Regions from separate parts of the Mus musculus genome. Here regions 2, 3, 4, 5 and 6 are each linked to region 1. The links are chromatin loops, found by intact Hi-C in ENCODE. Cell type or tissue: heart. All regions are shown on one strand. Region 1 holds the start of Gm40841 (a long non-coding RNA gene). Region 2 overlaps 2610307P16Rik (RIKEN cDNA 2610307P16 gene). Region 3 has its middle 12 kb from the start of Gm46406. Region 4 overlaps Cdkal1 (CDK5 regulatory subunit associated protein 1-like 1). Region 5 overlaps Cdkal1 (CDK5 regulatory subunit associated protein 1-like 1). Region 6 overlaps 2610307P16Rik (RIKEN cDNA 2610307P16 gene).

Evidence for each region. Hi-C counts contacts between places; a loop is a spot of excess contacts. Peaks named below come from ENCODE experiments on the same cell type or tissue, not always from the same donor. Only the 100,000 strongest peaks of a DNase experiment are listed, where the experiment ranks them.
Region 2: it touches region 1 in a loop (2.6-fold over the local background); 6 of 42 quality-filtered maps call a loop at or near these places.
Region 3: a loop joins it to region 1, with 3 times the contacts of the local background. A loop is called at or near these places in 6 of 42 quality-filtered maps.
Region 4: a loop joins it to region 1, with 3 times the contacts of the local background. A loop is called at or near these places in 4 of 42 quality-filtered maps.
Region 5: it touches region 1 in a loop (3-fold over the local background); 4 of 42 quality-filtered maps call a loop at or near these places.
Region 6: a loop joins it to region 1, with 2.6 times the contacts of the local background. A loop is called at or near these places in 6 of 42 quality-filtered maps.

Annotation. Positions count from the first base shown.
Region 1 is chr13:28,418,127-28,422,126 of GRCm38, forward strand. It overlaps Gm40841 (a long non-coding RNA gene), which reads right to left and starts at 3,373. Exons shown (of 3, transcript XR_003950511.1): 1 at 959-3,373. In heart, a CTCF peak has its summit at 2,139; DNase peaks (open chromatin) are centred at 125 and 1,905; H3K4me3 peaks cover 374 bases; H3K27ac peaks cover 3,511 bases.
Region 2 is chr13:28,500,527-28,504,526 of GRCm38, forward strand. All of the region lies in intron 7 of 2610307P16Rik (RIKEN cDNA 2610307P16 gene), which reads right to left. Among named protein-coding and RNA genes, the nearest start is that of Gm40841, 81 kb to the left of the region's middle. In heart, no CTCF peak of the experiment used is centred here; a DNase peak (open chromatin) is centred at 1,825; H3K27ac peaks cover 1,516 bases.
Region 3 is chr13:28,931,289-28,935,288 of GRCm38, forward strand. No RefSeq gene overlaps it. Among named protein-coding and RNA genes, the nearest start is that of Gm46406, 12 kb to the right of the region's middle. In heart, no CTCF peak of the experiment used is centred here; DNase peaks (open chromatin) are centred at 173 and 2,303.
Region 4 is chr13:29,602,064-29,606,063 of GRCm38, forward strand. The region is part of intron 9 of Cdkal1 (CDK5 regulatory subunit associated protein 1-like 1); the gene reads right to left. Among named protein-coding and RNA genes, the nearest start is that of Cdkal1, 250 kb to the right of the region's middle. In heart, a CTCF peak has its summit at 2,387 (motif pointing left); no DNase peak of the experiment used is centred here; H3K27ac peaks cover 1,151 bases.
Region 5 is chr13:29,608,739-29,612,738 of GRCm38, forward strand. The region is part of intron 9 of Cdkal1 (CDK5 regulatory subunit associated protein 1-like 1); the gene reads right to left. Among named protein-coding and RNA genes, the nearest start is that of Cdkal1, 240 kb to the right of the region's middle. In heart, no CTCF peak of the experiment used is centred here; a DNase peak (open chromatin) is centred at 1,913; H3K27ac peaks cover 870 bases.
Region 6 is chr13:28,505,835-28,509,834 of GRCm38, forward strand. All of the region lies in intron 7 of 2610307P16Rik (RIKEN cDNA 2610307P16 gene), which reads right to left. Among named protein-coding and RNA genes, the nearest start is that of Gm40841, 86 kb to the left of the region's middle. In heart, no CTCF peak of the experiment used is centred here; no DNase peak of the experiment used is centred here; H3K27ac peaks cover 807 bases.

The DNA of each region.
Region 1 (4,000 bases):
ACAGGCCAGACAGGCGTCCCAGAGGAGCCCCCATGACAACTGGGAAAGCTGCTTGCTCCCGGCTCAGAGCTCAGTTCACCCAGCTCACCCTTATCTATCTACAAGCTTCTAGTACCAGCCAAGCCCCGACAGAGGCAATGAGAGGCCACCCTCCTCCTTCCTACAGCCTCAAGCAGGCTGCAAGCTTTCTTCACACTGACATCAGCCGTGCCCTGCCTCATGCCACACACCCCTGCAAGCTCGACAGCCACAAACCCCAGTGCCAGGATCAGCAGCAGCACCTGTGGTCACCATCTATAGCTGGGTGCCAGGAGGACCCTCCCTTTTCCTTAAAGAATTTCCTTTATTAAGCATAGCTGATCCTAGCATTTGAAAGCATGTAAATCTAACACTGTATCCATCTCCACTGAATGCTTAGCTTCTGAAGCCTGTGGTATCCAGCTGGCCTCAGAGTCATCTGGGATACATTTATTTTGATTAAATTGATCGCATTTCTATTTAAGGGACAGAATTTTTCTGCCATACTGAATACAGCTGTGTTTACAGGGCTCTGTAGGAGAAGAAAACAAAACCGTACAGTGAGCCTTAGCCCAACGCTGAGCACTTAGAACTTCAAGGAGTTAAAACTGAAGGGGTTTGCTATGCCGTTAAAAAGAAAAGTCTATATGCAGCTGCTCTGGCCGAGCTTTCTGGCTAGCCAGGAAATAGGTCTTGAGCAGGAGCTGAAAACACTGGCTTGTAATCAAACCCAACCCAGCAAAGAGTCTCTCTCTTTCTCTCTCTCTCTCTCTCTCTCTCTCTCTCTCTCATATCTCTCTCTGTGTGTGTATGTGTTACACAGTCTCTTCCATGTCTCTACACGCATGCACATGCACTTAAATCCATGCTGCAAGGCTGCTATTTTTCTCTGGGGACACTGTACAGTCACCCAGCCCATCAGTTTCTTCCTTGACAGTACCAGGGACATCCACACTGCAATTTACAGTTCCTCCATGCACGTGCTGGCAGATCCACTATGCCATCCTTCCTTAGATTAAGACTGCGGAGCTGGCAGCAGACAATCTTACGACAGTCAGCATCTCTTCTTTTCCCCTTCCATTTCTCCAGCTCTGCCCTGCCAAGCAGACACAGCAAGTACCTGCTTCATCCATCTTCAGTTCCACTCTCTGAAAAAATGCCACCACATCCAGACCTGGGTTGTCCCCCTCAGACAATCCCAGCGAGCAGCCGGGGTTAGGTGCGTGAGGCAGGGGCGGTGGCTGCCCTCGCCCTGTATGCATATCATCGGTGGGCACTGATGTATAGTATTCCTAAATTCCCTTTCCAAGTCCTTCGCATGCCTTCGCATCCCACCCCAGTCTTCTGCAACTTCACCCTGTCTTCCAAGACCCCATCGGCTGTGAGAGACCCTGGCCAGAGACTGAAATAGGTCCTTCTTCCGCAGAGTGCAGACAGGAGATTCTGGGATCCTAGTTGTACGATGGGCCATCTCAGGCAGGAATCAGCCGGAACCATGCAGGTGAGCCAGACGAAGCTTGATGTGCCCACAGTGGTGCAGCCCGGGAGCGGTGAAGAAGACAGTCTGGCTTCAGAGTTTCGAGAAAAGAAAAAGAAAAAGAAAAAAATCAAAAAGAAAGAAAGAAAACAGCGCAGCTCGGCGCCTGTGGGGGTGGAAAAAATACAGACACAACCAGAAAAAAAAAAAACAATAGTTAAAATCAAATTTCAAAACAAAAATAGGAAATACAGAGATCAGCATACTTGATGCGACTTTTATTTCTGACGTTTTCTTGGTTTATTGGCCTCCCCACCCCCCTCCAAAAACTCCCCAGTCCCTGAACGCCCGTCTGTCCACGAGTGCCGAGTCTCAAATGCGATTGCTCCACAGTGCCGCAGACCTACATCACATGAGGAAGCACATGACGAGCCGGAGTCGGCTGCTGCTGTGGTCAACTGTTCTGCCGAGGCAGAAGGGGGGTAGGAGGCAGTGCCCCTCTCACGCTGCCAGGAAGAAATTTCCTTAAAAGAACAATGGGAGGGCAGCATCTCAGAAGAAATGCTTGAGCAATATGGACTTTTGCACACTGATGAAGAGGCACTGTGGGTCCTTGAAGACAAGCGGAGGATGCTGTACCGCAGACACAAGCTGGATGGCAGCAATATTATTTCTTGTGTGTACTCGTCAAAGCTGATTCCGTTGAAGTGGATTCCTGAAAAGCACATACCATGTCTTCCGAGCATGATCAGGCTTGGAAAACCAATTCTATTATCTCTCCTTGCAATCTGTATCTGAACCTGCATTGTGAATAATTTATTTTTAGACTAATAAGAGGCTTGCCAAGACGGCACCCTTTCTATGGCAAGCGATGCATGCAGTATTCACCCAAGAGGGAAAACCTTGTCCCTTTGTAGGGAGAAAAGAGGAGACAGGTTTTGTTGTTTTTTAAAAAAAAAAATCATCATAAATCAATTGTGACTTCTTATTTAAAGGTATATACAGCAGTAAGATTCTCCCCCCAAAAGTCATCACTGGAAACAAGGGAAATGTTTGTTTCTTTGAATTAACAGGTCTCTGGTTTGTACATTGGCATCTCACACTGACACCTCACGCTGGCAAATAGGGGTGATGTTTTTCTAACACTGGCCAAAGCCCTTAAGCCACTTAGATATTTTTACTTTGCAACAAAATGACAACCAACAACTGCTTCCCAGAATACCCCTCTGTGGAAGGTGCTGAGTGGCTACTGCTGGTTTAGTACAGACCACACACTGGAGAGTGATGACCTTGGCGTCCACAGGTTCTGTCAAATCCCAAAATAAGCATATAACCTATTTGGGCACTCTCGAAATGTAGAAGTAAACTATTTTAGAAAAAAATACAGATGATCATCCTAGCTGATCAAATTCAGAGAACTTTTCGTGAATAGGTGAAGAGATGACTTCCTATGTCATTTGACTGTGGTTAACAATGCAAGAGCCTGGGTGACACACAGGAGCCTTTCTCTGCATTTGTGTATAAAAGGCTACCTAGACCTGGGTAGTATGTGGAATGCAACGGGCATGTTCTCAAGGTGTAGCAATTGCAGGTCTTCTTTTCCTCCAAAGACAACTTTCTACCAATCTAATCCCTGCAGAGTCATTCCAGGAAGACTCGGCAGCCCTGTTTTCCTCTCCGCCTCTCTCCCTACAATCTTTCTTTACAAGTGGCCCTTGAATTTCAGATTCCTCTCCATTCCATGAGAGTCAGACTTTTTATCTGTGTCTGATTGCAAACCACTGCCACTAAACCGCTGTGTCTGCACCATACAAAACCACTGTCTATATGCTCAGGACAGTTCTTTGCCCATCACCGAGGCTAGCTCCTGATTTCTTCATATTCATGTGTTACCAATCAATGGTACTTTCAGCTTGTGTAACTATTTAAACAAGCTGGTCTACTTTGTATAGATCCTTCATTGAGTAACAACAACAAAGTCTTGCTTTGTTAATTACTACAGAACAATGGCATAGGAGGTTCTCCCTGGCCTCAGGAAACCTATCTACCGGGCCTGCACCTCATTTTCTGTTGGCACTAAGCTTGTATCACCTTCAGTGCAACTATTCCTGAGTTTTATTCCGCATAAAAATAGTAAATGGGTCTAAATTTGCCTGATAGCTGTGGGTCAGAGAAGAAATGCTACGGAAAAGTTCCAAGACAGAAACAGCTTCTACGTAAATACCTGGAAAGGTGCCTCGGGGTCCCAATTTGCAGTGAAATCTAAAATGGCCAGCAAGAGGCTGGGGTGGATGGTTAAGTTTCAACAGTAGCAATGCCGGTCACTGAAAATGAGCACTCGTTATGCCGAGAGTCTATAGGAAGCACTGAAGATCTATTGCATCACTTAGCAATCCTATGAGCAAAGCACTTTTAAGATAAACTATTTGAATGAAAGAGAAAGGGAAGCAGGTGCAAAGGAAGGACAGACGTGGTTTCAGCAAGCTAGTTTAGAGAAGCGCACCT
Region 2 (4,000 bases), 82 kb after region 1:
TATATCCATATAGTCTTGAATTATCAAAAGTTGGGGAAAAAATCAAGAGAGGGAGAAGAGAAGGAGGAAACAGTGCCTTTTGCAATGCTATGTATAGCATGTCCATGAGTTATCAAGAGAAGCACAGTAGTAATTAAACAGGACAACCTCAAAGGAGGAACAGCTATCTTTCACTCATAAATGACACAGAACATTATTTCATTTCATTCCCGGTGTTGTGATTAAGATATCCTGACAAAAAGCTTCATGACCTGAGTTCGATCCCCTGGAACCGAAACCCACAGAATGGTCAAAGGAGAGAACTAGTTTCACAAAGCTGTGCTGTGAACTCCACGTGCATTCATGCACAAATGTTCCACCCATCCACCTACCCATACATACACACCCAGGACATGCACTCGCTCACTCACACCCACGACAATTATAACTTCAACAAGTGATATGAGCATTCAAATTTGGTGTTGCAGATTTGAAACCACATAGACATTTCTATAGGTTAGTGCTGGGATCATGGCTGGTTCTTCTGTTTCCATTTGACTCAAAGCCATGGTGTAAGTAACTGACAATTAAAAATCAAGAAAAGTCCTAGGCTCTGAATTAGCATCTTAGACAAGGAACTTCTAGAAATACACAGGAAACACCTCTTGGGGACAGATTATATAAGAGACAAAATCTGTCATTTAATTTTCAAGCAGATAAGATAATTTCCTCCTGATAGGGTTTCCCATAAGTGATTTCTGAGGCTCATGAAAACCCTTTGGCCACAGGTTCTTCTTGAGGTTGGCTCTGTTCTCAACATGTTCTTTCTCATTTGACATTACGAGGAAACTAGGCTACTTAATGACAGTACCAAGGGACCTTGTGGGAGTGCTACAAAGTTCACAGCTCTCAAACTCATCTGGTCCACTCTAAAAGCCAGTGACTGACTGCAGTGCTTCGAAAGCATCTTTACTGGTCAGGGCAAAATGATCTTCTCTGTGTATGCCCTATTGTACCTCTGAAAGACTTCCCAAGATTTAAGTGACTTGAGTGGGAAGAAAAATATTTAAAAAACAAAACAAAAAACTAAAACTCAAATAGAAAGATGAGCACCACCGATCTCATTTTGAAAATGGACAAATAGCTCTAAAACTTAGACAAGCAATGGAGGAGAGCCAAGATCCTAGTCCTCTGACCACCTAGGTGACTTCATCACCTCACGGTATTTTAACGACATTAACAGTAGGACATGGCACAAACACTTAATACAAACTCATGGCACACCATTCTGGAGGGAAAGCAAGCAGTGCACAGTCGGACTATATTTGTTAACTGATTTCCTGGGTTTATCGTGAACTCCATCAACACAGGGAAGAATAAACTCTAAAGGGTGAGGGACAGACGGGGTCACAGGTAGAATTTGTGTAAGGAAAGTACAAATGATCAGAGAAATCCACACAAGTTTTACTATTTACTAAGCATTTGCCCTTCTAAGGATCTTTGAGCACTTCTCAAACTTTCAAAGGAAAACAAAAACAAAAAACAAAAACAACAAAAAAAGTATTTTCCTCAGAGGGATAAAGTTTACTGCAATTGAGGCTTTAGATGGGGGGAAAACTAACTAAGCTGGGAAGCGCCTAGAATGTGCTCACAGTAAAGAAAGCATGTGATCACTTTCAGAGTGGGCTCTGCACTGGGACAGTCTCTCCCAGAGAAACATGTGCCCCTGGGGGAGGGAGGTGGCCCCTGAGGGAGGGAGGTAGCCCTCTCTTCTAGGTTGGGAGGAGGCATCCCAGCCTGGGAACTCCCCTGCAGCAGTGTGTTTTGGTTACACTTCCTATCAGCAAGCAGACAGGAAGCATCAGCTGACAAAGAGGCAAGCAGAGGCCAAGGCTACAGCAGACAGCGCTTTTGAGGCCTGACTTTGAAAGAGCGGAAACCATGTGGGAATTACTTTACTATTAAACAAAAAGGCTTCAGGTGGCTTTACATTAAAGGAATACTGGCAGCCACAGCCCAGGTCTCTACACTCCCCACCCACCTTCTCAGAGCCTGCTCTTCTTTTCTGTTTAAATTTTACAAGCCCTGTGACAAGCAACGGAAATTCCCTAAATATAAATTAAGCATTGTGTGCTCTCAAGATACTCTTGTTGGCACTCAATCAGTAGTTTGGTATTAAAGTCTATCAGATGGTTATTTGGGACAAACTTCACATGTGTGTGCACTATGTGAATATACCGTACCCTTAATCATTTCATTCTCGATCTGTGTACAGACTCCCTACTATGTCCACCATCATAAATGGACACATCTCTGCTTCATCTCACGGGGCTCCAGGCCTCCCAGACTACATCTCTCCAGAGATAGAAATGGTCACTCTTAGAACAGGCTGGATAATGGTTACGTGAACCTTGGGACAGAATAACTGAGCTCACTTCCCGCTTCTTGGACTCAAAGACAGGAGGTCTTTCCACAGCACACTGTTCACCAATCTGGCCACCCACCATGTGTTCCCACTGATGTAGTGTGAAAGGGAGGAGTAAGGAAGGGGAACACTAACAGTGTCAGCTGAGAAGGGCTAGCTAGGACCTCACCATCTGAGGCCACTCACAGCCATGTTGCCCTCCATGGAAAAACGCCATTAAGCATCTCCGATGAGGGCTCTCAATACGTCTGTGCACATCCTCAGTGGCCCCAGGGATGTACAATGGCTTGAATTATGAATGTGAGCCGTCACTCCTAGCTATGGGCCCTGTGCTAATCAATTTACTCATTGCCATGACAAAACATACGAAACCATCCCTGTATAGAAAGAAGGGTTTATCTACATTCATAGTTTGAGCATACAGTCCGTGGTGGCAGGGATGGCATGGTGGTAGAAGCTTGAGGCAACTGGTCACATGGCACCCACCATGGCATGCTCAGCTCATTTTCTCCTGTTTCCTCAACCCATGGGATGTTGCAGCCACATTCGGGTGGGTCTTCTAAGCTCTGTTCAACTTTTTACGAAGGAGCCTTGTAGACATGAATTGATTTCCACAGTGGGTCTAAATCACACGTTGACAGCTGAGATTAGACATTAAGATCCTGTCTTACACTTACACACACACACACACACACTATGAACCTACGTCTGCTATACAGGCTTACAGCCTGCTCAGTGATTGTCTTTATTACTTAACACTCCGAGTTAACTGAGCAGGTACAGAACATCTCATTCTGCTATTTAAAAGAATGTTAACTGCCAAGGTTAGTGATACAGAGCTACAGTTCCAAAGGACTTGGGGTGATGGGGAGCAGGTGCTGAAGCAGGAGGATTGAATTGCCAGCTAGCCTAAGTATATAGCAAGGCCCTATCTCAAAAAGAAGAAAAAGAAGGAGGAGGAGGAGGAGAATAACATTAGCTATGTTCTTTGGACACATCTCTTGTTTTCTACAACAAAATGAAGGGTGTTCAGTCTCTACTAAGCTTGTTAGGACATGAAGACAAATGTCATTACTTGCCGTTCAAAAGGGACTAAGAGACTTTCCTGCCACTGTCTACCCATTACAGTGAATAGAAATTTTCTCCCAGTAAGCAGTCTGGGTCCAGAGAATCATGTTAATATGAATAAATCTCTCTCTACCTAGTACATGGAGAATGGCCAAAAGGTGCCTTTCTGAGTCTCCTTTTCCCAAGAAATAGTCTGAAAAAAAATGTGTTATCTTTTAGAGAGAAGCTGAGGTTTAAATGGGAGAGGAGGCAGAAGAAGAGCCTACTTTCTCTAGCTCCCAACTACTTTTCCCAACATTCCTTCTCTGGTCATTAACCCTGCCCTACACCCTGAACTCATCAATGGAGAGGAGTGAAGGGAATTTATTGGAAGGAGACTTGGGAGCCTTTGCTTCATGTTAGATATGGCTGTTTACTAGATACACTGAGAGACTTAAATAAAAAATTCATGCCAACGGTATTTGTAGAAGAGACCAGCTGTTCTTTATTTATTCCAGCAGACAGGACTGAGTGTTATTATCCAAGCTC
Region 3 (4,000 bases), 510 kb after region 1:
AAGAGTTGGACCAGTCCGTGGATATTGTTCCTCTCAACCTGTCTCCTTGCTTAGGATGTCAGGCTATGGTCAGCCTCTTGGTGGCCTTTCCCTCTTGACCCCAGCTGCTCCTGATCCCATACCCTCCGCCCACAAAACAGGAAGGAAACAGGAATTGGCTGCTCATCAATGGCCTCTCCCCCATTGTCCAGCAGGAAAATTGCCCAGTCACACACACCCTGCCTCCCTCCCTGCTTACACACCCCAGACTTGCCCTAGGTCATCTCTTGGCTACTCAGACACTCCTGGAAGGCCAGAGTCTGAGAAAAAGAACTTGCCCCTTTCTGTCACAGGGGTGAGAAGGACACAGACTAGCCTCTGTCACAGGATTTTACCTTTGTAGTTCCTCCAGTACCAACCACCTATATTTCCAAAGGTGCATTTCAGAACTTATCCCTGAATATCATTCCCACCCCCAGGTGCATTCTCAGGAGGAAAGACTGGCCAGAGGTTCCCCATTGACCCCACCCCCAAATGCTCCAGAACAGGACACTGTCAATCTCTCCTAACAAACAAGAACAACAACAACAAAACCAAAACAACAACAACAACAAGCTGTTTGAGGCCTGAGCAGGCCGGTTCTCATGACTGCCTTGGTGACTCATTCTTTTGTCCCTTGTGTTTCAGAATTTCTTTCTCAGAAATCCCCTTGATGTCATCCCTGTTTTCTTCCGCTTCCATTAGGCAGATCAAATGTCTTTTAAATATCAGCTTCCAACTGGGCCAAAACACCCGAAGGAACAGGAACAGTAGGAGGGGGAGGGACTGAGGTGTGTGTGTGTGTGTGTGTGTGTGTGTGTGTCTGTGTGTCTGTGTGTGTGTGTGTGTGTGATGTGTATGAGGAAAATCACAATTTGCATCTTAACTTTACTCAACTTACAAACATAAAGTAAAAACTGCACCATCACCTTCCTGCTAATTGCAGGACTCTCTTTTTGAGCCCTCAACTCCTCCTCCACCTCCCTCCTCTCTACAAGCCAATTAAAAAAAAAAAAGGAGGGGGGGGTGTGGTGGGGGGGTGTGGTGGTGGTGGGGGTGGTGGTAGGGGTGGTGGTGGTGGTGGTGGAGGTGGTGGGTGGGATAAAGACATCCAACTACTGAGAAACAAAGCTGATAGAGAGGGGTCAAAGATGAAGACCTCTCTCTACATCAGGGGACAAGAAAGCAAGGACAACATTCTTTTCTGTTCCCTAACTTTAAAGGATCCGCACGGTTCTTTCCCCTTCTCTCCTTGTGCACAGGACTGGCCTAACCAGCTGCCCAACCAGCTGTCATCTTTTACATAGATAAGAGGACCCCAAACACAAGGTGAACCTTTCTCCCTGCTAGTGTGTCAATGAAATGGAGCTGAGCTGGACCAATGATTGTGCACTGCTGAAGCAAGAGGATCAGAGTCATCCTGTGCCAGCCAAAACCACTTTCGAAAGTTGAGTTCCACAAACATTAGGTAGGGATGCTGGGGCCTTTATACCCACAAAAGTGATCCACAGAATAGAGGACGAATAGATCTAAGCATGACCAACTTCCAAGAAGATTTTGCGACTTTAGAAAGACGTGGGGGTTGTGAGACACATATGGATTGTGTAGTTGTTTTTTGGGGTTTTTTTTTTGGTGTTTTTTTTTTAAGTTATCATATCTTATTTATTTATTTGTGTGAGTATGCTTGTGCCTGGGGTTGAGGGGGGGGGGGAGGTTCTACACACATGCCACAGTCCACATGTAGAAATCAGAAGACAACTTTGGAGTGTCACGTCTCTTCCTCTGCCACGTGGTTCCAAGGATCCAACACAAGTCATTTGGCTTGGGAGCAAGTCCCTTTATATGCATGGAGCCACCTCATCTATTCTGATTAGTAATTTGCTAGTTTATTTATTTTGAGACATTATTTCCTATATCCAAGTTGGCCTTGAACTCACTGAGTATCCAAGGGTGATCTTGAACTTGGTACTCTTGATTCTACCACTGGAATGCTGAGACGACAGCTGTGCACAGCCCTGCATAGACTTTACATGGCACTGGGATTGAACCTAAGGCTTTGTGCGTGGTAGACAAGTACTTTGCCAGCTGAGCCTTAATGTCAGCAAGAGGCTCATTGCTGAATGATGAAGCTTGTGGTCTTCAACATCCCTTCTCAAGAACTTAGAGGACTCAGCTGGAAGGTTGCCTGACCCTCTGTCCCCAGGGAAAGCACTGGCAAACCTGGCTGGGAAGTTATCTGAAGAGACGCTTTAAGCTCTCAGTAGTTCACTGAGTGCCAGTTACCACCGGGCACAACGCCATGTTTCCATGCTGCCCCTGGTTTGTATTCATGAAGGAGGTCACATTCTCCTGTTGCTCACTGGCTTCCGTGACCTTGGATACATTTGCACATGATCTGGCTAGAGTCAAGTAAAGTAGTGAATCCATATAATGCCCAGAACCCGCCGACGTGAACTCTGAAAGCGAGCTTCTGCTATTGAGTCGCTCCCATCTTGGTGAAGATAATCCTGCAACTGTGCACACGAGCCTGAAGCTCTACATGAACATCCTGGACAGCTTCAGATAACATTTTCACGAAAGGTCGGCATATGGTTTGTGGATTGCATAATAAATAGATGGTTCTCAGACCTTAACTTGAGAAATATTGTTAAAGCATTCCATTAGGGGATAATCCTATTAAATTAGAGAATTTGACAGAAGGGGGATTTGTAAAGGAATGTAATGTTCCAAGGGACATTAAATGTCTGTAAAAACACTGAATATATCTGTAATAATAACTCCTTGAATTTGTGAGCCGTCTGTAAAAACATCGAGTGTTCAAATGTGCTGCTTTAAACACTGCACAATTATAAGTAAATTCTGCGGCCGACTGGAAATGAAGCACCTCTCTCTCTCTCTCTCTCTCTCTCTCTCTCTCTCTCTCCCTCCCTCCCTCCCACTCCCGCTTTCCCCATACCCCTCTCCTTCTCTCTGGACTAGCACAGAGAGTAATTGCATTAATTCTGTCTTTTGGTGGCTAAACCTAGGCATCTGCCATTTCCCCAGAATCTCCTCCGCCCCTAATGGGAGTGGGTATCACCCACAACACAAGCCTCCTCTGAAGCAAGGGCTTGCAAACACATTGATAATGAATTTCTGACATGTTTTTGCCTGCATTAGAAACATGTGTGCTTAACTAAGGCCATGCAGGGGTCTGAATTTCACCTCAGCGTGGTAAATCTGAATTTCCAGGTGTGGAGACAGAGCATGTCCATGCTCTACTGGAAGCCCAGATAAACCTTGTATACACTAACAACAAAAAAACAATTGTTCTGCCTGGCAGGCTACTTAGGTGCATGTGCGTCTGTGTATGCCTGTGTTTGTTTGACTTTTTGAGGGAGGATCTTGATAGGTACCCTTGGCTGGCCCAGAACTCCTATGCAGCCCTCAAACTTAGGGCAAACTTCCTGCTTTAGGCTCCTGAGTGCTGGGTGTACTGGTAGGCAAATCGGCCTGTCCAGCTCTGTGGAGAATTAAACTCATGAGTCTAAAGACAGGCTAAGCTGTCACTGAGCTATAACCACATCCCCATGGAATTTGGGGGGTGGGGGTGGTGGCAGCTTCCTTATGTAGCTCTAGCTTGGCTTCTAGCTTGCAATACTTCTGCCTCAGCCTCCCACGTACTGGAATTGTAGGCACATACCACTAACCTCTTGCAATTTTATTTTGTCTTGAGACAGGACCTCACACATCCCAGCCTGCCTTCATACGTAGCTCAGGATGATCATGATTTCCTAGTCCTCCTGCCTTCCCCTCCTGAGTGCTATGGATTACAGACACGCCTTACCATATGCAGTAGCGTGGATCTATAACCCAGGGCTCTGTGTAAGCGCTCTCCAACTGAGCTACATCTTTAGCTCCCATGTAGTAATTTTTTTTAACTCTCAAGATTATTATATTAAAAAAAATGATGAGCAAAACCTTTAAATAAAGGCAGATATAT
Region 4 (4,000 bases), 1.2 Mb after region 1:
CCACCAACAATGGGCTTGACATCATTCACATGAGCTCAGTCCTCTTACATAAATTCGCTATAAGAAAAAGACCCCACAAACATATCCATGGGCCAATTGATGGTAGCAATCCCTCAACTGAGGTTCTATCTTCTCAGGTGTGTCAAGCTGACTACTGAAATTAGCTATCACACGGGTCCCAGTGAAACTTTTAGAATGGGAACAAATACTGCTTATGAGACCACAGTAACATGGGCATTTCAGATATTACCATGTATGAATTCTGACACTAGAAAATAACTTCCAGTCAGATTTTGTGCTTTCATTAAATCTAGGCCAACAAAGAAACAGCAAAAGCAAACTAAAGGCAGGAATACTACAATTCAGGCACATTTCCACAAACATGAGACCAGACATGTCCAGGGTGATGTGCACAATACTAAACCCTCATATCCAGTGTTTGAAGCATCAGATATCATATATCACTGTGAAGTTCTGCTCCATCCCCTAGAGCAGCACAATGACAGAGGTGTGTCACTCACAGGCCACACCCACTCTTTTCCTGTAATGCACTTTCAGCCTCCAGGGACAGTTCCAGCTGATGGAACAACTTCAAAGGGAAAATGTTATTACTGACATTCTACACAGATGAGGAAACTGAAGCTCAGAAAATGGAAGGGATTTTACAAGAGCATGAATCCAGGAAGCAACATAATTCAAATTCAAAGCAGACCTACCTGACTGTAAAATGTACAGACTTAGCCGGGTATATGTGGCACACACCTGTAATGCCAGCACCCAGAATGTCAAGGCAGGAAGACTGCTTCGCATTGGCCTTAGCTCCCCAGTGAGACGCACAAATGGACTTTTCTTCTTTTTAGAGACCTATTTCCTACATGCTAAAAATAAAAACTAGAAAATGAAACAATATCACTAAGCTTAATTAGAAGCATGAGATCTCTCACCAATCTATAAACATTTCCATTTTTTGCTAGACCATTTTTTTATATAAGAGATTGTTTCTATTACAGGCCTTCAAGACAGCTCAATGGATATGGGGGAATACTGCCTGACCTTACAGCCCAAGTTCCATTTCTAGGACCATATCATGGGAGAAAGACAAGATGCCCTCTGACCTCCACATGAGTGTGCCTGTGCCAGCACACACCCCACATCCTCCCCCAAAGCCCCCAACACCTCACACCCTCACAAGCATACACACCCTACCCTGTCCCTACCCACCATATATGTCCACAACCCTCAAACCCCACAAATCACATAGAATCCACACACTCACAAACCCCATACACACCCACGTACACCACACACGTTAAATAAATATGTATATATTACAAAAACAAAAGTCTGGGCTGGACAACTCAGCAGTTAGGTGCTAAGTGCAGTTGCAGAAGACTGAGGTTCCATTCCCACAACCATGACTGCAGTTTCAGGGGATCCAATGACTTCTTGTGACCTTGGAGGACAACAGGCACACATGCCGTACATGGGCACACACATAAAACATTTTTTTTTAGTCTAAGAAACGACTGCTACAGCTTTCTGTTTGCTTTTCCCTTCCAGGGCAACTCTACCCTCAGGTAGCAGTGGCCCCCAGAGCCATCTGCCTGCCATGTTGGTAGTAAGAAACAGAGACTTGGCCTCCTCATTTGTCTGACAACATCTGTACAAAAAGTAGACACATATTTCCTGTCCCAAGTGGAAAGATCTGCTACTCATAATGGCAGAGACTTTTCCAATCGCCAGTCTAGCTCTGCCAGTTTTAAACCCCAGGTTCTTAAATTTAGCAGCAGCCCACCGGTGTGTTCTGATCCCGAGTCGGCCCCAAGCCGCAGCAGCAGCTGGTAAAACGGAATGCTAATTCATTACAGATGGTAGAACACAGCCTACATTTAATTTATTTACATTTTCAGAAATTTTGGATCTGCAGTGAAGATGTCAGATTATTTTAACAAGTAAGTTTAGCCTTTTTTCAATTTGGTCAATGCTCAATAAAAAAATTAATGTTTATATGTTAAAAATTCTTTCAACAAGCCCAATTAGGCCTCTATTCCCACAGTTTGTATTTTATAAGCTATTTAGCTGGTGAGCCTTTTCTGAATGTCTTATTACAAGCAAAGTTGGAACAAAATTAGGCCTAAACGTTTGCAACAGAACCCTTTCTCACAAGGCATGTTGCTGCCTTTGTGTTCTCTAGCCCTGCCATTCCGGGGAGACTAAGAGTTTAATAAATTGTAAGATTATTAAATATCTCTAGAGACCCCTCCCCTTTTTCATCACTTAAGGCAATGGCGACCAAAATACCAAATCACTTGCTTAATTTTGAATAGCCAAGTACACAGAGAAAGAGTGGCCAACACTCAAAGGCTGATGCGGCGCTGCTGCCCTCTCCTGGACTCGGTGATCCTAACCCCTCCCCACTGCCTAGGAACAGTGAAACTGAGATGTGGAAGTCAAACACTAGGTCAGGTTCAAAGTTTTCCTGAAATTTTTGAACTTAATTTTATTAAATCAAATGTGTGTGTCGCTCTCTCTCTCTCTCTCTCACACACACACACGAGAGAGAGAGAGAGAGAGAGAGAGAGAGAGAGAGAGAGAGAGAGAGAGAGAGAGTATTAAGAGGTCAGAAAGGTTCTCCATGAATCTCCCACTTACTGAGAGAGCTAGGGAGCATTGATTTTCAAAGTCTTAGACTGTCATCCCAATTTCTCAGGGTATATTTTACACGAACCACCACCCACCCCACCCCCATCTCTGCCGCCACTTCAGCTCTTTTCCCTGTCATACCAAGATAGGTCATGTTCCTGGACCCTAGCTTGGCTAAGCTTATCAGAGTGTTCCATCACCTCTGAAATCATTCTCCCATCAACTAAGAGGTTGCTCTCCAATAATTCAAATCTTGCTTTCTACTTCCTTGTTCTGTTTCATCAAGAAACAAAGCAGCTCACTCTAGAACAAAATTAAAATGAAAATACCTTTCCTCTATATAATTTTGTTTCCTAGTATGTCATTCCAAATCTTTAACTACTTGGGGACACCCAAAGCTAGTTTATAGGGGCTTTAGTTATGTACCTGGAAACTCCCTCTAGCCTCAGTAATTAACCTCTACTCCAAGCCCAGCACCCTTCAATCCAGTCTAGATACAATTATACATAACACTAAAGCATGACCTTTCATCCAAGTCCGCCAACCCCAGACCCCTTCAACACAGAATCTGGACCTGCCAATACTATTCCTCATCACTTACAGAAACTGGGCTTCTTTGCTTTCCCTGCCTCCCTTTAGCAACCTCCACCCCTACAATCCTCCTACCACATGGATTCCTCACCATGGCCTCCCAGACACCAACAAAGGCCTGGCCATGAACATAGCTTCAGATTCAAAGAATATAGAAAAATAAATGAAGTGAAGACAGTGTTGAAAAATCACAACACTATACAAAGGAATGCCTTAAAGACATCCACAGAAGCAACTAGGATGCTGGCCCTGGTGGATGTCGGGGGTCAAAAGAACCCTTGTGCCATGATCTACTAACTCTGCAGTCACTGGGAGAAAGGATAATTAAGATCCTGGGCTCTGGTCTACCACTGCTTGGCTGTGTGTATTTGAGGTTATTGAACCTGTTTTTGATTCAGCTTCTCATTTGCAAAGCATGTAAATTACAGTACATATCTGATAGGGTGCCTATGAGATGGCCATTATGAATGTTACCAAACAGAACAGTGCTTGGCGTTATAATAGAGTAACTCTCAGATAGACAGACAGAAAGACAGACAGATTACTTAGTTTTCTTATTTTTCTTTAAAGCTAGGGACCTGTGATTTAAAGAACAAACAAAAAATCAATTTCTTAAATATGTAACAGGCATCCAAGGTTTTTTGGGTTTTTTTATGTATTCTACAGTTTGAGGACAAGTTTTGTAATTGTTCTGTAAACGTAAGCCATGGGCTTCGAGTAGCCACATCAAATGATCTGTTCTTCAACCTCTCTAGCACTCTGCTAT
Region 5 (4,000 bases), 1.2 Mb after region 1:
CAGAACTGGTTGGTAAGCATGAGGCACAGCACTCACCTGCTCCATAGGAACACCACAGCATCCAGAATTGCGACTCCAAGGTTCAGATGAGAAGACTGCTGCTTGTTGAATAGGTACTTGCTTAGAACCATATGTGCAAGCAGACCTCACAGCCTGCTTGACTAGCAATGGGATCTTGCAAATGCTTGCTGATGAATAGAAATATTCTCCTGGGATATTTCTACTGGGATCTCAACACAAATGAACAAACTTCAGGAGATAGAGAAAGAGCTGCTGGTGTGGTTTTTGTCCACCACCACATTATTTACTCCTACTGCAACAATGAGGATCTCAAGCACTTCCCAGGCCTACATGAATAAAGAGAAACAAAAGAGCAGACCAACGTGAATTTACCTCCTAGTAGGCATATTCAAAACAAACGTGGGAAATTCAGTTGGGCATTTTAAATGTGTCTGGACAAGAGGTGGGAGTCCAGTGGGAAAAGAGACAGCAGCTATGACACCAACAGAAAAGCTCTCCCATCCTCAGCACCACATCGCTGGGCATTCATATAGGCCACTTTCCATTTTCAGAGCATTCAGAGTATCACACGACAAAATCCAGGAGGGTTACTTCTGTGGGTAAAGTCACTAAGCCGATGGTATTAAGATACAGTCACGGCTCTAGAGTCCAACCTAGAGTATCCTGAGATACCGCACGTCGTCATGCTGTATGTAGCCTAGAAAACTCAGTGATGAGGAAAGTCTTTACTAACACTGTTTGTGTTCTACAGGGCAGATGCAGTGCCTTCCAATCACAACCAAAGCAGCCAGATGGGAGCTCTCTGCGGGCCTTCCCTGTGCTGCCCTAACACTAGTTAAGTCCTTCAGCAAGCTCTAAACATACTTCCTCACGCCACAGACCTCGGGCACTCTGTCTCTTTTAGTATTTCAGCCATTCTTTAGTATGCAGCCCAGTGGCATTCGTGGCACACTTCCTTCACTGGTCTCTCATTCTGAAACATGCCAGAAAGAGAATCTTGGTGATGCATAAAGCAAAAGCCGCATCAGCTTCTATAAATACAATACAGTTTTTAAATAAGCAAAGAAAATACATTTTAGTAGCTATTAACTCTTTTACATGTATATCATACTTTAATTTGTAAGTTGTTTCAAAGGCCAAAGATCATTTGGCTGATTTAAATAAGCAGCTGCTCTGCTTTGTTAAAATAACTATTGCAATGGTAAGCAGTTTAGACTGACTAGTCACGTGACTGCCACTAAGGATGGCGAGCATCACTCCCAAACAAAATCAGAGTGATGATTTATTTTAATAAATTGCAGACAGCCGCGATCATGAATGACATCACCTCCATCCACTGCTGAGAGGAGACACTGAACAGATGAAGTGCTGTTTAAAGTCAATGGGGCCCTGACTTAGGGGACAGAAGGATTAATGAGAAATCGAGGATCTGCCACATGGTGCTGCTGGGCTGCTCGCTGTGGTCTCAGTGCATGCGAAGCCCCAGGGCCCCACCTGGTACCCTAACTGTGCACTTATGTTTCATTACACCTTGGCCATTGCTATGCATGCTGATTACCAGCGAGTATCAATTCCTCTCACTGTCGCACACCTCTGCAGTGCCCCAGCACTCAACTGTGAAAACTCCGGCACTCCACTCCTCAGAACACAAGGCCCATGCTGCTAAAACCACAGAGAGTAAATTATTTGTCACTCGACGGGGTGCCAATTCGGTTTCCTGAGGATGACATCATGCCCATTTTACCAATAACAATGGCACTAACAAGACCTTGTAATCAACAAACCTCAGGCCTCTCCCAGCCCTGGCAGGTGCAACTCTCTTTATGCTAAAAATAAGCCAACATTAGCTTCAGCTCCAAACTATTTCTTTTATCACAATGCTAAGCAGAAGTTGGCTTCCATAAGGCAGTGCAGCTGCTGCTGCCGAGGCCGCTTCTGCAGATGCCTGCATTAATTGTATCAAGGACATACTGAACTAAGTGCTTATTCAGCACAATGGCTATTGGGGAGCAGCTGGAGGCACAAGACAAACTGTCTTGAAGGGAATGTCCCAGCCCAGTGTGTAAATTACAATGATGAAGTACAAAGAGTCTAAGTTTAAGGGTCTAATATAACTGCAGAGTGGGGCAAAAATGTAGTGTTATCAGTGGAGGCCAGATCCAATAAATAAGGAAGAGAGACTTGCAGATTTCACCACCATTGCAGTCACTGCTGTGGGAGATGCTGAGACCCATTTCCACCCAGGAGGAAGGGGACTCCTCACTTAAAACTATCAGCGGTGCCGGCATTGACCAGCTTGCATGTGCAGGTCAGAATACAATCCCCTCATTGCAGTAATAAGTGGCAAAATCAAAACAGCCTTGTTTACTACACATAAGCAAGACTTGGCTGAAAATTAAAGAGACTGGCTAGTTTTCTTCCTGGGTTATTCAAGGGGGTGCCTATAAGCATCACTGCCTGCTCTCCAGGCATGTTCTCCTCTTACGTTAGTGAATCTCCGTGAATTCAGGGTGATTAAACACTATTCCAGCTGACAGGTAATTACAGAGCTTCTGCCCATAGGAGTTTAGATAGGGATGGAGAAAATGTGCCTGCAAACACCCCAGGAGCATCCTGAGTGGCTTTGCTACTATGGACAGAACATGAGCAGAGAGGACAGGGCAGGCTCAGATTATAAAGTCAGATTCTGAGATTATGGCTTCTCTCTCAGTCTGTGCCAGGGTCTCTTCTCTAGAAAAGTGGAATGAGGATGGCCACACCCATGCATTAGTTGGGAAACTGACCTGAAAGCAGGCAGTCGATCCAATAACAAGATCCCTATGACTTGATCCTCCCCATAAGCCTCTGCGCAAAGATACTCAGATGTAAATTCAAGCCTTGGGAAATTAAAATTGCTCTTTTTTTCCCCCCAAAGAATTAAGAAATGGTTAAAATGAGAATACTGATACATGAATGTCAACCATACACATAGTACCAGTACAATTTGTTGTTATTTCAGCTAAGTTCTAAAGTGGTGTAGTACATTAAAGAGGTAGATGCTCTGCTACGGACTCTGAAAAGCATCCTCAGACAAGATTACCTGCACCAGTACTCAGCCTGGACCCCAAACCCTCACTGCCTCAGGCTCCACTTTCGTGTCAGTACAGAACTTCTCAGCAATGTTGTCATCACAGCGAAATGCTGTTACTGTCATATACAAACCACCATATAATATGCATTTCTTTACAAGCCCAGATGGTATGAGGCTAGATGCAAGCCATCTACCCAACTTTATCCTAATAGATACAATGTAAGTGAGCTGACCCTAGTATCTAAACTTCATAGTCTAGAAAATATTAAATATCTGTATGGACAGTTGAAAAAGTAAAACAAATTCAAACATGAAAGAAAACAATTTGTTGAATAAAACAAAGAGCAAGGCAACTCCCATGTCCAAGTGGGTCCTTATGAGGTCTGTCCTGTGCAACGGTCCTTGGAGGGTATTCGGTATCTGACAGCTCTATTAGCCCTGGAGCCTTATCCAGCATGTTTATTTTTAATAGGTTTCCCTTACAAACAGCTGCCTACGATGCTAGCTTTTCTTTCTTCCTTGGACCTTCCGTAAATATTTGAAGCAACCACCCATTAACCGCAGCACATCTCTTCAGTCCTGTTGTATGGCCTGGGGACTGGAACTGGCTCTTCTTCTCTTTTGCTATCTACTGGCCACACTAGAAAACCCCTGCTGTTTGGGTTCAATCTGTCAAGGTTCAAATTATCCTCCAACTGAGAGCTAATCAAGGGCCTCTGACCTGGTTTGCAAATAAACTCAGAACAAAAGTGGGTTTATTTTTGTTCTTTCTAGGGACCCTTAGTTCTCACAAACTGAAGCAAAATACAAGCACACCACAAATGCAATTGCCTAAAATCAGAAACAGGCACAACTACCCCCTGAAGATGGACGGGACTTACCAAGCGCCTCAGAGGTACCCGTTTTCAA
Region 6 (4,000 bases), 88 kb after region 1:
TGAGAATCTTCACGGCTCAGCCCAAGGTGACAACAACTGCCATGTGCTACTCACGAGACTCAGGAACACATCCTGAAAACTAACGAAAGTAGAAAAATCAAAATAAAATGTAGATCTTAGCTAACAGGAGCAAGTTACTGTTGGTCCATGAGTCTCGAAAGCATTCATAGGAAGGAAACCCTGCTGAGTGCCAGACAGCTGCACACTGTGACTACTGTCACTCTCCTGCCAATCAGTACAAACATAGTCTAGAAATCCCTCTGAGCTTCATGTTTCCACCAACATCCTATAGATACGGCAAAAACAGATTAAATAACTTCCATTTTGTTTTCCGAGGTAGGACTTCACTGTGTCGCCCTGGCAGTCCTAGAGTATTCTTTGTAGACCACATTGTCCTTAAGCTCAAGGACCTGCCTGACCCTGCCTCTGCATACTGAGTGCTGGGATTAAAGCCATGCAACATCATGGATAACTAATTTCTTAACTACATAAGCCAGATGTAGAACTTGATTCACATTAAAGAACCATGCAACAAGATGTGAGGTAACACCCTGCTAAGATTTTTGACTCTGTTTTAATAAAAACTATTGTATGTCAGATGCATAAAGCTGAAAGGAATTGACCTGTTTTGCTCTCCCAATAATGATAGTTATTTTAGCCATGTTTTTAAGTACAGGGTTATAACATGACTCTCTAAATGTTTTATCTTTATTTTCAATATAGATGCCACTATCAAGAAAACATAGAAAGGACATAGGAGGTGACTGGAGAAGACCCTTAAATACTGTTGATGAGAATGGGAATTCGTCTGACTACAATAGAAATCAGTATGGAAGACCTTAAAGAAACTAAAGTAAAAACAGAATTATTACGCGCCACAGTAATACATCTTCTAGGTATATAACTCAAGGACTCTACATGGACACAAGACAGAGACACATACAGTGCACATGGATGTTTTCTGAAACTATAGTCGTAGAACCAAGTTATTTAAACAGCCTAGATTCTGCCAACAAATGAATACATAATAAAAATGTATCTATATAGAATTGAGTTTTATTTATACAGAAAAATTAGAATGAATATTTGTTATTTGTAGGAAAACGAGTGGGATTGGAGATTTTTATATTAGGTGAAATAAGCCCAATTCACAAAAACAGCTACTACATGTCCGCCCCCCCCCCCCCCCCGCCGTCATGTGTCGTATCTAAGCTTAAAAATCAGACTTGAAAGTAGAAGGGGGCCACTGAGGGAAAGGAAAGGGGTTACCGGGAGGAAGAGGGTGGACAGAAAAGGAACATAAGTATGAGGTGTTTGAAAGCATGATAAACATGCATGGAGATTTCAAAACGAAATGTACTATTGTTACAATTATTGCACACTATGAAGAAAAGCATTGGCAGATCTGAACTACAGAAAGATTAAATGCTTTCGGAAGTGATTTTTGAAGGACCAAAATAAAGGGAGGGGGGAAGGGGCATGAGAAAATTTCAGTGGGTTGTGGGTTTACTAATGACCTCACATGATAATTACAAATACGACAGAAGTCTGTCTGGAGATGAAGCTCAGCTGGTACAGTGATTACCCAGCATGCAGTGATGTCCAGGTTAAATCCCCCAGCACCGAATGAATTGAGAAGGGTGGGACATATGTGTATTCACAGTCTTCAGATGGAGAAGGCAAAAAGATGAGCAATTTGAGGTCATACTCAGTTACATAGGGGGTTCATGGACAGCCCTCTCTCATCTACACACACACACACACACACACACACACACAAGCTCTCTTCTGATACACAAACTGGATATTTTAGTGCTAGGGAACTTGGACCACAATGTAACAGGAAAAGTGGATTGTAAATTTGCAGCCCTTCAGGAGGCAATGACGGACACTGACATAAGAGAAATTAGAAACTGGACCTCTGGAGATCCTGAACTGTCTAAGACCTGTTATGGTGGCTGCAGAATCCTGAAGCATGCTAAGTGCACTCTAAAGTATACATTCCTACAGAGCTATCTACTGAGCCAGTTTCCCACCGTGGGAAGTGGCCTCTCTGGGGAAACTCCAGCCTCCTCCCAGGAAGGCTCAAGACATCCAAGATATATTCTGTGTTTCCTTGGCACTTGCCAAAATCAGACAGTAAGATTCAACAAATCGCTCTAAATACTGTACTTTATCCATTGTTCCACGAGAGACTATAGGGTGGAGGTGGTCCAGCAAGCTAGAAAGCAGGCTGCTTCTGTGTGTGATTAGATTAGTCTGCCCGAAGACACATTGTTCTACAGCCCGCTCTACTCCCAAGCTTTCTTTTTTAGATTTGAAGGGCAAGTGGTTGCTTGAATTAGTGTTTTTACCACTCCTGCCTCAGGAACAGCACAGAGTCTTTTTCTCCCTGTTTATATTTCAGATTGTCCCAAGGCAATTACTTAATGGCACCATATCTGCCTTAACAGGAGAGGAGGACAGGAAAAGGCCACAGTGAAGACTAATTTTCCCATGAAATCACAGCCAGGCTGCAGGAGTTGGGGACGACGGGCTCACTCTCTGGATTCACTGGAGGATGGAAATAGAGAGAGGGGGAGAGAATTTGGCAAACTCAGGCTGACCCAGACCAAATGCTTCTTTTCAAGAATTTTTGCTATTTTTATAACTGCACTCATGAAACATGTCTTCATTTTGGAAACATGGGTGAGTCAGACTAGAATTTTAAACTTTCAATCTCATGCAGCACATGAGGCTATTAGGTTGAGAAGGCATTACGATGTTTCATTTCCAAGATCATTTAAGAAAAAAAAAAAAAGTCTGGACATCAGAAACATGTCATTACTGCACAGCCATCCCTACATCAGCCTGAACCTTTCCTGTCATACCATGAAACAATCAGAACCCCAGAGTCCTATTGATGTCTAGTCTCGCCCTCCCAGATGGGTGGACACTGTATTCATCATACTGTAGTCTTCAGTTCTTGTAGGGACTCTCCTTAGAACACCTGCTGAACATTAAACTGAGATTGAGTTTCATAGCACAAAGCCCACAAAATAAGGCAAGGTCAACTTTTGAAAGCTCTTGTGGATCAACTTTTAAGTATTCTTTAAAGTTTTCATTAACAGTGTCAGGTCTACCCCAATGGCTTCCATATTTGCTTTCAGGTTTCCAGACCAGACAACTGGAGTTGTCAACTACCAACACTACAGGAAAAGTTAACAATGGGAGACAAGGCAGAGTGCATAAAACACTCCCGAGAAAAGATAAAACAAAATGGTGCTGTTAAACCTTCCTTCTCATGGGCCCAGATTGTTTTCCTATCAATATTGTTAGCCCTGTGCGATAAAACCACACTGATGGTGAATTGATTCAACAATTTGCACAGGAAGAGCACATTTGATGGGCCCTTGGTAGTACCCAGCATCAACACGTAGACAAAAGTCTGCTAAATTTATCAATCAACAGCTAATGACACTGTCTGTTAAAAAGTTATATCAAGAAACAAGAAGAAAGCAAAGAGGAAAGGAGGGGAGGAAGGAAGAAAAAGAGGCTCTTTCTCAAACCTTGATGAATATTCCTAGGTAACACGTAAAGAATATACTGATAATAGATTAATCTCATGTTGGCACGTTTCTGTATTTAGTACCGTTACTAAATGGCTACTATTACATTGCTAGGAATATATAGAGAAAATAACATTAAATAATCTTGCAATAGCAACTTTCAGGTTTACATAGACTCCCAAATGGTTCCTAATACCTACATGTAAACAAATGCATACACACAGGGTGTGCTGGATTCAGGAAAACAGGGCAAAGCTGAAAAGACTGACCAGTGGGTTGAGGTACTTGTGACCGAGCCTGACAACCTGAGTTCCATACCTGGAACCCCACACGGTAGGAGGAGAAAACCAACACCCACAACTTGCCCTCTGGAATCCAAAGAAGTACTCCAAGTATGTATATGCCCACATTCACATAAAACAAATGCACAAATGAATAAATGTAAGAAAAAA